Regions from separate parts of the Homo sapiens genome. Here region 1 is linked to region 2. A link is a contact called in ENCODE Hi-C or POLR2A ChIA-PET data. All regions are on one chromosome and are shown on one strand. Each heading gives the region's core, a stretch centred on a gene start or an enhancer-like site at or near the end of the contact. The rest is flanking DNA. Distances are from core to core; before and after follow the strand shown.

Region 1 (5,749 bases), core at 2,247-4,746, 440 kb after region 2:
GCATTGAGACCCTGGCACCTCTCGTCTTGCCAGCACAGGTAGAAGACAGGAGCAGAGCGGTCCAGGGACCTGGGAGTGGGAGGTCAGCCACTCTCAGCCCTTCCTCCCCACCCTGGGTGACATTCTGCTTCCACTGTGGCGCCTCGGGGAGGCTGGTGCAGCCGCCCCCGGGTGCCACTGAGAAACGAGGTCATACACTGAGGCCACTGGGGAAGGTGGTATTTCTGGCCGAGCAGGTGTGGCCTGTGCAGGGTTCCTGGCAGCTGAGCCCTAGGTCTTCTCAGCCATCCTGGCATTAGCAGGTTGACTTGATATTTCTGGAAGTGGGAAGGAAAGGGAGCCGAGAGGGCTGAGCCGCTGAGCCGGAGTCCAGATGAATGTGCCGGAGTCTCTGCATTTGTGATGGGGGCGAGGTGATGGGGGCGAGGTGGCCGGCGTGGCTCTGGGCATGATCGGGCCAGGCCTCCGACCTCTATGCTGGGCATTGGCTGGACAGGGAGCTCAGGCGATGAGTGCAGCAGCGCTTGTGCCCGGCGCGGGGATGGTGAGTGCCTGGCTGGCCAGCTGCAGGACCTGTCAGGCCCTTTGTGTCTTTACCTGGGGCCCTGGTTGCACTGACCAGGGCTCGCACCCCCAGCCAGGCCTCTTGTGCCCCAGACTCGGGAGATGCTTCCTACCAGGAAGTGCAGTCCCCTGCGGGGTCCGAGAGAGCCTGCCGGAGCTTTGAGCTCAACAGGTGGGCTGTGCGGCACCACATCAGCTCTGCAAGGGGGCCCTGGAGGCCCATGTGTGGTGGGGTATGGCCTGGCTTTCAACATGCACGCGTGGTCTTCTGGGCTCTGGGATTTACTGCTTAGATCTTGGCCTCTTCATCTGTGAAACGGAGCTAATGGCTCCTGCTCCCTCCGGCTGCTGCAGGAGAGATGTCTGGGAAGCTGTGGCAGTTCCAGCCCCGGGCAGGGAACGTGAAATAACTGTTGGTCGCTGTTCTCACTCATCACCATTAGGCAGGTCACGTCCTAGGACACACAGAAGTTTCAGGTTCATAAGCCATGGGAGATGAGGCCGGCCCAGAATCCAAGCTTCCCGCTCTGGCCCGGGTCTGCCCCTCTTCTGGGGCTGAGAGGGCAGGCAGGTGCCTTGCTGGGTCCTGTGGTGTGGACTCTGCCGCCAGCAAGGCCATTGAACCTGCTTGTTTACAGCCGGGAGAGGACTGGGAAGCACCAGTCTTGGCTTGTTTGTGAAGCTGGGGAAGCCGAAGCTCCAGAGGCCTTCTGTGCATGGCTGTGTGTGCCAGGCCTTCAGGCTGCGCCTCCAGGGGATGAGCAGGAATTGCAGGCTCAGCTCTTCCAGCCTTGGCTCAGGTGGTGCCTGCTCCTCCCTCCTTCCCTGTACCTCTCATCCCCACACCCACTCCACTCTCAGGCCACACCCACTCTTCACCTCCACATCTGTCCAGAATTTCACTGCTTGTCTCTGCCTTGTGCTTTTTTTTTTTGAGATGGAGTTTCACTCTGTCACCAGGTTGGAGTGCAGTGGCCTGACCTCTGCTCACTGCAACCTCCGCCTCCTGGGTTCAATCGATTCTCTTGCCTCAGCCTCCTGAGTAGCTGGGACTACAGGCGTGTGCCACCATGCCCAGCTAATTTTTGTATTTTTAGTAGAGATGGGGTTTCACCATGTTAGCCTGGCTGGTCTTGATCTCTTGACCTTGTGATCTGCCCACGTCCGCCTCCCAGAGTGCTGGGATTACAGGCGTGAGCCACTGCGCCTGGCCTTGTTTTTTTTTTTTTGAGACAGGGTCTTGCTTTGTCCCCCAGGCAGGGGTGCCGTAGTGTAATCAATCATGGCTCACTGCAGCCTGGAACTCCTAGGCTTAAGCGATCCTTCTGTCACAGCCCCTGAGGAGTAGGTAGGACCATAGGTGCGAGTCACCACACCCAGCTAATTTTTTATTTTTGTTTTTTGAGATGGAGTCTTGCTCTGTGGCCCAGGCTGGAGTGCAGTGGTGTGATCTCGGCTCACTGCAACCTCTGCCTCCTGGGTTCAAGCGATTCTCCTGCCTCAGCCTCCTGAGTAGCTGGGATTACAGGTGCCCACTGCCATGCCCAGCAAATTTTTTTGTATTTTTATTTATTCTTTTTTTTTTTTTTTTTTTTTTTTTTAGACAGAGCCTCACTCTATTGCCCAGGCTGGAGTGCAGTGGTGCAATCTTGGCTCACCACAACCTCCATCTCCTGGGTTTAAGTGATTCTTGTGCCTCAGCCTCCCAAGTGGCTGGGATTACAGGTGTGTGCCACCACACTTGGCTAATTTTTGTGTTTTTACACGGGGTTTTACCATGTTGGCCAGGCTGGTCTCGAACTCCTGACCTCAGGTGATCTGCCCACCTCAGCCTCCCAAAGTGCTTGGATTACAGGTGTGAGTCACCATGCGTGGACACAGCTAATTTTTATAAATACTTTTTGTGGAGGCAGAGCCTTGCTATTTTGCCCAAGCTGGTCTTGAACTCCTGGGCTTAAGTGATCATCCTGTCTCAGCCTCCTAAAGTGCTGGGATTCCAGGCGTGAGCCACTGCGCCCAGCCCACTTTTCACCTCTCTATAGCTCCCTCTTTGCTCCCAGCTTCTGCCCTCACTCCTCCAGTCTGTTCCACCCAGCAGTGGCAAGCAGGTAAAGCTGGGGAAGCCAAGTCTTGAACCTGAGCCAAGTCTCATCCCTCCTCTGCTCAAGAACCCTCTATGGCTGCCACTTCACTCAGAGTAAAAGCTAACGTCCTCCCCGTGGCCCACAAAGCCGTGGCACAGACCGCCACATCACCTTTCTGCCCTCACCTCCTCCCACTCTCTCCCTGACTCACTCTGCTCAGGCCACACAGGACTCCTTCCTGCTCAGCCACGCTAGGTATGGTCCAGCCTCAGGGCCTTGGCACTTACTGTTCCCTCTGCCTGGACTGCACTGGTTCCCCCACTGTCTACTGGCCTTTGTTCACACGCCACTTTCTCAGAAAGGGCTTCTCTGACCACTCTCAAATGGCCATCCTCTTGGAGGTTGCAGTGAGCCGAGATCGCGCCACTGCATTCCAGCCTGGGCGACAGCGAGACTCTCTCAAAAAAAAAACAAAAACAAAAAAAACCACATTGTGACCTCCCCCACAACCTTCTAGTTTTGTTCACAACTCTTGGTGACAAAACATGCTATGGCTATCTGCCCCCACCCCCTGCTTGCCCAGCACGCACAGGCTAGAATTCAGGTCCCATGAACCCCAGAGGCTGGCTTGGTTTTTTTCACTGCCATATCCCAGGAACTGGAACAGTGCCTGGGGTATGGGAAGGAGGGAGTCAGGAATGAATGAATGGATAAATGAATGCAGGCTCCCTGAGCTCTCTTGGCTGGTGGCAGGGCCAGGGTTAAGGTCCCATTCTGCACCAGAGCTGTCTCCGTCCCTGACATCGGCTTTGGGACTGTTCCTGAGCCGGCTGCTGCGGGTGCCCTTCCAGCAGGCGGGAGTAAGTCTGTGCGGCCACAAGGGGGCAGTGGGGAGCGTCGCAGCCTCCGCCGCTTGCAGCCAGTCATCCCGGTGGTGACGGGTCAGCTCGGCCTCTGCACCGAAAGTATCTCGCTATTGTTAGGGTTTGGGTTCACTGTGACCAGCTGGGCGAGGCATCAGTGCACCAGCTCTCTGGCCCTGGCTTCCTGTGGATGGGCCCCTTCAAGAGCATGGTCAGCGTCCCAGGAGAAGGGGCCTGTGGATCCTGCCAGGGTTTGGCCCCCTTGTGCACCTGGCATGGCTGTTCTGCTAGTGTTGGTCTAATCTTATTTATTTATTTATTTATTTATTTATTTATTTATTTATTTTGAGACAGGGTCTTGCTGTGTCGCCCAGGCTGGAGTGCAATGGCATAAACTCAGCTCACTGCAACCTCCACCGTCCTGAGTTCAAGCAATTCTCCTGACTCAACCTCCTGAGTAGCTGGGATTACAGGCACACACCACCATGCCTGGCTAATTTTTGTATTTTTATTAGAGACGGGGTTTCACCATGTTGGGCAGGCTGGTCTCGAACTCCTGGCCTCAGGTGATCTGCCTGCTTCGGCCTCCCAAAGTGCTGGGATTACAGGTGTGAGCCATAGTGCCCCGCCTAATCATATTTATTCTTTTTTTAAATTTTGAGATGGAGTCTTGCTCTGTCTCCCAGGCTGGAGTGCAGTGGTGCGATATCAGCTCACTGCAACCTCCTCCTCCTGGGTTCAAGCAATTCTCCTGCCACAGCCTCCTGAGTAGCTGGGATTACAGGCATGCACCACCACGCCTGGCTAATTTTTGTATCTTTGGTAGAGACGGGGTTTCGCCATGTTGTCCAGGCTGGTCTTGAACTCCTGACCTCAGGTAACCCGCCCACCTTGGCCTCCCAAAGTGCTAGGATTACAGGCATGAGCCACCGTGCCCGGTCATCATATTTATTCTTTTTTTTTGAGATGGAGTCTTGCTCTGTCGCCCAGGCTGGAGTGCAGTGGCGCGATCTCGGTTCACTGCAAGCTCTGCCTCCCGGGTTCGCGCCATTCTCCTGCCTCAGCCTCCCGAGTAGCTGGGACTACAGGCACCCACCACCGCACCCGGCTAATTTTTTGTATTTTTAGTAGAGATGGGGTTTCACCGTGTTAGCCAGGATGGTCTCGATCTCCTGACCTCGTGATTCGCCCGCCTCGGCCTCCCAAAGTGCTGGCATTACAGGCGTGAGCCACCACGCCCGGCCTATATTTATCCTTAATAAGATTTATCCTAAACTGGGGATGATTACGGTAACCCTGTCAGATGGCAGCTGGGGACAGCCCACTTTGCCATGAGTAGATGGAAGTTCAGAGAGGTTGGGTAACTTGCCCAGGGCCACACAGCCAGGAAATGGGCAGGTCTGCTTCTCTGGGTTGTTCACCCACCAGGCGGGCGGGTTCCCAGGAGCTGTGACAAGTGCTTAGACAACGAGAGCCCCCCTTTTCACTCCTCCTGCCCCCATTAGTAATATCTTCATGACCACAAAGACAGTGAAGACGGGCTCTGTTGCTTGCGGCACTCCCCTCTGGGCTTGGGAGGCACAAACCTCGCCCCTGCTCCCTCTTGCAGGGTGCGCTTCACGCCGCACCGTGTGTCCTGGCTCTTGGCTCTGCCCTGACCTCGTGCTGCGACGAGTTGCTGTTGGCTGGGCCCCGGGAATCTTGGGCCTCCTGGTGAGAATTCCTCTCAGGCTAGTGGAACTGTCATCACAGAGCCACAGGCCGGCAGAGCCACCAGCCTGTGCCCCAGGCCAGAGTGCCTGCCTGTCTGCCCGTTCCTGCCCTCTCCCTGCCCGTCGTGCCTGAGGCTATGTGGTCTCACCCCTTGCCCGTGGCCAGTGCTGGGACCTCGCTGACACCAGTAGCCCCCCTCCCACAGGTATCCCTTCATCCACCCAGAGCATCTCAGCCCCTCCCAGCCCCTCCGAGTGGCTCCGTGGGCTTCCTCAGAAGGTCCTGTCTGTCCTCCCTGCCTCACCGCTTCTCCTGGAGATGGGGCCAGAGCCTGCCACCTCCCCGTCTGTGCTCAGGATCCCCTGCCTGGGGCTCTGTTCAGCAGCTGCCTGTACCCTCTGCAGCCCTGGGCTTCCCCTGGGAGCCCCTGCCCCCTGTTGGCCTCAGGCCTGGGCAGGCGTGTGTGTGTGTGGCAGGCACAGAGCAGAGATTGGGGTGGCAGTGGGGTGTGGGGCGCGGAGCCCT
Region 2 (5,107 bases), core at 514-3,013:
TGTCAGGCCTCTTCATGATCGCTCTGTGACTCTGAGTTCTGCTATTTGAATCCGTATGGGAATAAAGTTCCCTGGCTTTCATACCTTTCTGGGAGGGGGCATTCAGGAAACTCAGATGCTGGGGTTTGAGACCAAAAACTGGCCTTCCTTTTCGACCAATAGTTCCGACTATTTCTGGGTAAGTGGACAGGGGATCCCAGCTGCCTTCCAGCTTTCAGACTGGAGTGACAACAATTTAAGAGCTGTAAAAATTGGGAATGGGGTTCAAGACCATTTCTGATGGTATTTCCAGATAGAGAATCTCTTTCTCTGGCTGGCTGGAAAAGACCAACCTAATGTGTGGGCAAGTGGGTGAAACAGGTCTCTCTCTGGCTGAGCCCTGGGAATGATCAGAATCACTAGACGTCAAAGCAAATCACTAGACGTCACCCATTACTCTCTTTGACTGCCTCCTCCTCCCCAGTGCTCTTTCTGACCATCTCAGTTAGAACCGAATGAACCTCGCTAAACCCAGACACTTTTCATCCCAAGCCAGGAGTGGTGGAAGAAGCCCCAGGGACTGGGTGAATGACGGAGCCTCAGTTGTGAAACGACCATTTATTGAGGGGCCCTCCATGGAGCCTAGAGCTCACTGCAAGACAGGAAATGAGAGGGGGCTCTGCCACCACCCCCTTACCCCAACGCAGGAAAGAGGATGCAATGAATCCCAACAAGACCAGCTCAAACTTGGCTTTGGAAGCACTGAAGCAATTCTCTACGTTCATAAACAGTCTGCTACCCCAGCCAGGGACAGACGCTTGCTTGGAGGACGGAGCACAAGCAGAGCAGCAGAATGACAGAGTGACAGGATGAGAGAGGCAGAGGGACCCAGAAAGATCCTGTCCCCCATGCCAAGTGACACAGAAGAAAAAAATAATGCTGGAGGTGGCTCTGGGAAATGTTCAGGGGGCAGGATGGGTTTGGAAGGGGGGGCTGTGCTAAGGTGAAGAGGGAAAGGGCAGGAGAAAGATGGCGGGGGCTGGAGGGGGGAGGGGTGTGGTCAGCAAGTGGCCAAGGTCCCTGCGCGGTGGAGGCAGACAGACCTCATCGCATTCCCAAACTGGTAGAAACCTGGGTCGGGGTCAGGCAGAGGATCCCATAGGTGAGAGAGGTGAGTGAGGAAGTGGGGGGATTAGAATCTGGGAAGAGGGGCCAGGAAAGGAGGGGGTAGGCTGGTGACAGGGGCCCATGTGGGGCCCCAGCGGTCATACGTGCCATGGTTGGCAGTGACAGCTGGGGGGGAGCACGGTCTTTGCAGCATGGGGCGGCCCTAGGGGAAGGGGACCCCTACAGGGGGTACTCTGCGGGCCCGCGGGCCCCAGCCTTGGACAGGCCGGGGCAAGGGGCGCTGGGGGGTAGGCAGAGAGGATGAGGGGCCCCGTAGGGGGAGGGGCCAGGCGATGATGGACAAGGCCAGGGCTGGCAGCGCAGGGCCAAGATCGGGGTCACAGCCCGGGCACTCACCGCTCTCCTGCTCGCTGCCCTTCTTGGCGGCGGCGGCGTTGCCCATCGCGGCGGCGGCGGCCGGGGCCGGTCCCGGAGCTGCGGCGCGGCGGGTGCTGGCTGCGGCCGGCGGCCCCGGAGCGCGCTGGGCGGCGGCGGCGGCGGCCCTCGGGCTGGCTGCGCTAGCTGCGGCGCCGCGACCCCCGCCCAGCCCCTGCTTCCCGCGTCTCTCCGCGCCCGCCCGCCCGGGAACCTCAGCCCAAGATCTCTGCCGCTGTCTGTGACGCCCCCGCAGCCCGCCGCTCATTGGCCTAGGCCGCCCTGACTGACGGCTCAGCGCCGCCTCCCATTGGCCCTCCCGCGACCTTCCCGCGCCACTATAGGCTCTCAGCCTCGGGACACGCACCGCGGACTCTCGGCCATTCACTCGCTCGCGAGGCCGCAGCTGGGCGGGCAGACGCGTCCGATTGGCCGAGACGCTGGACTGGGCCCGGGGTCCGCCCTGCGAGGCCGCCGATTGGCGGAGGTGCCGGGTCCGCCAAGCCCCCCAGCAGAACGCTCAGTGTCAATCCGGGGGTGAGAGGGCGGGGCGGAGACGCAGTCTGCGGGCCCGGGCCGGCGGGGCGGGGCGGCGGAGGCTGGCTGGCGGCCGCGCAGCGCTCCGAGGCTCAGGAGGCGGCCCCGGCGGGCGCCCGGCCGGCCCCGCGCGCGCCGCAGTCCCCCGCCCCCGCTCAGTGCGGCAGCGGCTGTCGGCCAGCCGGAGTTGGCGCCGCGGCCTGCCCGGCGCAGCCGCTGTCCACCTGCCAGCGGGGGAGGGGCGCGGCCGGCGCGCGGGTCAGAGGTCGCCCGGCCGCCGCCGGCGTCATTCATAAGGCCTGGCGCTGGGCGGCCGAGGCCAGGCCTGCTTGGGGGCCAGGCCGCGGGGCCTCCTGGGTTTTCCCAGCCGCACTCAGGAGGATGCCGGGCCCGGCGCAAGGGGTGGCTGGGAAGGGGCGCTCAGTGTCCACCCCTTTGCTGGGCCCTAGCCCTGGGCTCCTGCCAGTAGTAAGAGCTGGCACCCACTTAACGCTCCTTCGCACCACACTCCCATCGCGTAGGTGCTACCATCATCACTCCCATTGCACAGATGAGGAATCTGGGGTACAGCCAGGCAGATTCCCTGCTCCTGTTCCCCGTCTGTATTTCCTGTCTGGGCAATGCGAAGGGAACCTGCCCCTTCCTTCAGGATCCTCTTTCAGTACACACTTAGCAGAGGACAGTCGGGGTTTCCCAACTGCGACACTACTGACGGTGAGGCTGGATCATTTTCTGCTGGGGGGTGTCTTGTGCACCACTGGGTGTTGAGCAACATCCCCCGCCTCTACCCACTGGATGCCAGTAGCCCCTCCTCTATCTTCCTGCTGGCTGTGGCAACCGCTGTCTCCTGACATTGGTGAATGTGCTCTTGCGGGGCCGAACTGCTCCTGATTGAGAAGCACTTAAGAGAGGGTCAGGGGAGGGGAGAAGCCAGGTCACCCCGACTCGGAAGGGCTAGCTGGGCTTAACTACAAGCCGATCTGCTGCTTCGACTTGAATAGCCTCCACCTTCTCCAGCTGCTGTCTGCCCCCATGTTCCCAGATCAACCACAGTTCCAGGGAGGGAGAGTCAGAGCCTTTCTGTGAACTATGGGGAAATGGCTGACCACTCCGCCTCTGGATGGATAGATACATGGTAAGGTTTAGTAAAATTTAATAAAAGCATTGCTGTTTGTGTGTTGGGATCACGATGTTAATTTCCTGTGGGTCAAGGGCAAAGTCTGAAAAATCACTCATTATAATCTATCTGCAGGACAGCTGGTTTAAGTTTTGACAAAGAAAAACCCCTCCTGGAACCTCAGTCTGGAATACAACTGTAGAACCAATTAAGACTGGAGTAGGAAGCTGGAAAGAAGACGTGGGACAGCCAACCCACTGGACAGGGCAAGAGGCCACTTCTGGGGGAGAGTGGACAAAGTTGCTTCAGTCCACCAGAGACAAAAGCACAAACAATCATTCTAAATGAAGTGCTTTTAATTTTCAGACCAAACATTTTTAATATAAAAACATTTTGATAATATACAAACAGCAATCACAACAGCATCCACATGGCAGCAAGGGGACCAGGGCACAGAGAGGGGGAGCGGGCTGGGGAGGGACAGTTTTCAGGGTCCCAGTTGCTTCCCTGGCTTGAAATCACCCTGGTCCTAGCAGAGGACAGGTTAAGGCTGCCAGAGGCAGAGGGTCCCTGACCCTGGCCCGGAGACAGACTGCCCAGGCAGGCCCTCTGATACCATCTTCCAACCATGGCAGCCTCCAGGAAAAGCCAGATCCATTTAGGAGATAACAGGAAGGTGGCTGTGATTGACAGGAAAGGCAACATGGTTCCTCAGCATCCTGCTGATCACACCTCTGGGAGGGGCTGCTGGATTGAAGAGGACCTAAGAATCTTCCTGGGAGCAGGACAGAAATGGGATCTAAGTCTACCTACTAACTAACATTCCCGCCTGTGACACCAGAAAGCTGGAGTGGGTCTGCTCAGATGTACAGGAAGAGAAAGGAATGACAAAGCCTTTGGCTCAGCAGGACTGGAGCCTTGACAGGCACTGACCAAGAAAGCCTCTAGGTGGGCCAGGGAGGTCTGTGGGAAAGCTTTGGATCAATGGTACTCAAGGGTGCACAGTGGCACAGTGGCCTTAGTTAGAATTTATGAAGACGAAAAGAACACAAGTCAGAATTTAGAACTGAAGTACCTGCTTCTTATAGGCCTGTAGAGGAAAAGCGAGATCATCCTTCTGGCCAGGACTAGGGGAGACCCAAGGCCTGTTCTTTCCTAGGGGCTGAGTTTGACAGACCTGGATTGCAGCTGATGGCCCCCAAAGTCCTCTAGATGGGCCCTGCAGGACTCGCTGGGAGGCCTGGTTGCCCCTCCCGGCGTGCTGGGACACTCTGGGTTCCTGCAGTTAGATGCAGTCCATGGAGTTCTCAGGGAGGAGGCCAGGGATGCAGCCAGGGAGCCCCAAGCCCTTGATAGGAGTGCAGTTGAGTGGGAGGCCGCAGCCCAGGGAGGGGTCCTGGGTCTCTATGGCCTCCAGCCTGTCCATGTTGTTGTCCCAGTTGATATGGAAGCGGGTCACCCGGGGGTTCGAGGCCAAGATGTTCCGCTGGAGCTGGGGCAGGAAGAGGAACGTCAACCCTTGTAGGTACGCCCTCTCCTTGGTCCCATAGAGCCAGGACACCCCCAATCACCCATCTCAAGCCCAGCAAGAGCAACCTACATATGGAACTCCAGAAAACACCTGTGGCCAGGACCTTATTTATTTATTTATTTATTTATTTTTTGAGACGGAGTTTTGCTTTTGTTGCCCAGGCTGGAGTGCAATGCTGTGATCTCGTCTCACTGCAACCTCTGCCTTCCGGGTTCAAGCGATTCTCTTGCCTCAGCCTCCTGTGTAGCTGGGACTACAGGTGCAAGGCACCATACCTGGCTCATTTTCGTATTTTTAGTAGAGACGGGCTTTCACCATGTTGGCCAGGCTGGTCTCAAACTCCTGACCTCAGGTGATCCTACAGCCTCGGCCTCCCAAAGTGCTGGGATTACAACGCGTGA

Evidence for each region. A loop is a pair of places that touch in the nucleus more often than their neighbours do. ChIA-PET counts read pairs that join two places held with the same protein, here RNA polymerase II (POLR2A). Pooled maps may share reads with other maps.
Region 1: a loop to region 2 is called in a pooled map, with 4 times the contacts of the local background. The contact joins the enhancer-like site here to the promoter of PRKACA in region 2. A Hi-C loop is called at or near these places in 1 of 168 maps with a recorded cell type or tissue (gastrocnemius medialis) and 2 of 50 pooled maps. POLR2A ChIA-PET finds 5 or more read pairs at or near these places in 2 of 52 experiments (H1 and PC-9).

The regions. Positions count from the first base shown.
Region 1 is chr19:14,553,300-14,559,048 of GRCh38, forward strand. The region is part of intron 1 of TECR (trans-2,3-enoyl-CoA reductase); the gene reads left to right. It also overlaps a transcript of DNAJB1 not described here. Among named protein-coding and RNA genes, the nearest start is that of NDUFB7, 16 kb to the right of the region's middle. RefSeq lists enhancers at 2,335-3,216, 3,217-4,097 and a silencer at 3,463-3,562. Within about 2 kb of position 3,497, at least 14 of the 41 ENCODE cell types and tissues checked have a DNase peak (open chromatin) inside an H3K27ac peak, as active enhancers do; they include gastrocnemius medialis, where a contact is called at or near this core.
Region 2 is chr19:14,115,999-14,121,105 of GRCh38, forward strand. It overlaps PRKACA (protein kinase cAMP-activated catalytic subunit alpha), which reads right to left and starts at 1,764. Exons shown (of 10, transcript NM_002730.4): 1 at 1,504-1,764. The coding sequence starts at 1,549. LOC124904642 (a long non-coding RNA gene) reads left to right here and starts at 2,216. Exons shown (of 2, transcript XR_007067144.1): 1 at 2,216-3,193; 2 at 3,311-3,566. It overlaps ASF1B (anti-silencing function 1B histone chaperone), which reads right to left. Exons shown (of 4, transcript NM_018154.3): 4 at 3,514-4,667. The coding sequence ends at 4,461. RefSeq lists silencers at 1,345-1,414, 1,825-2,384.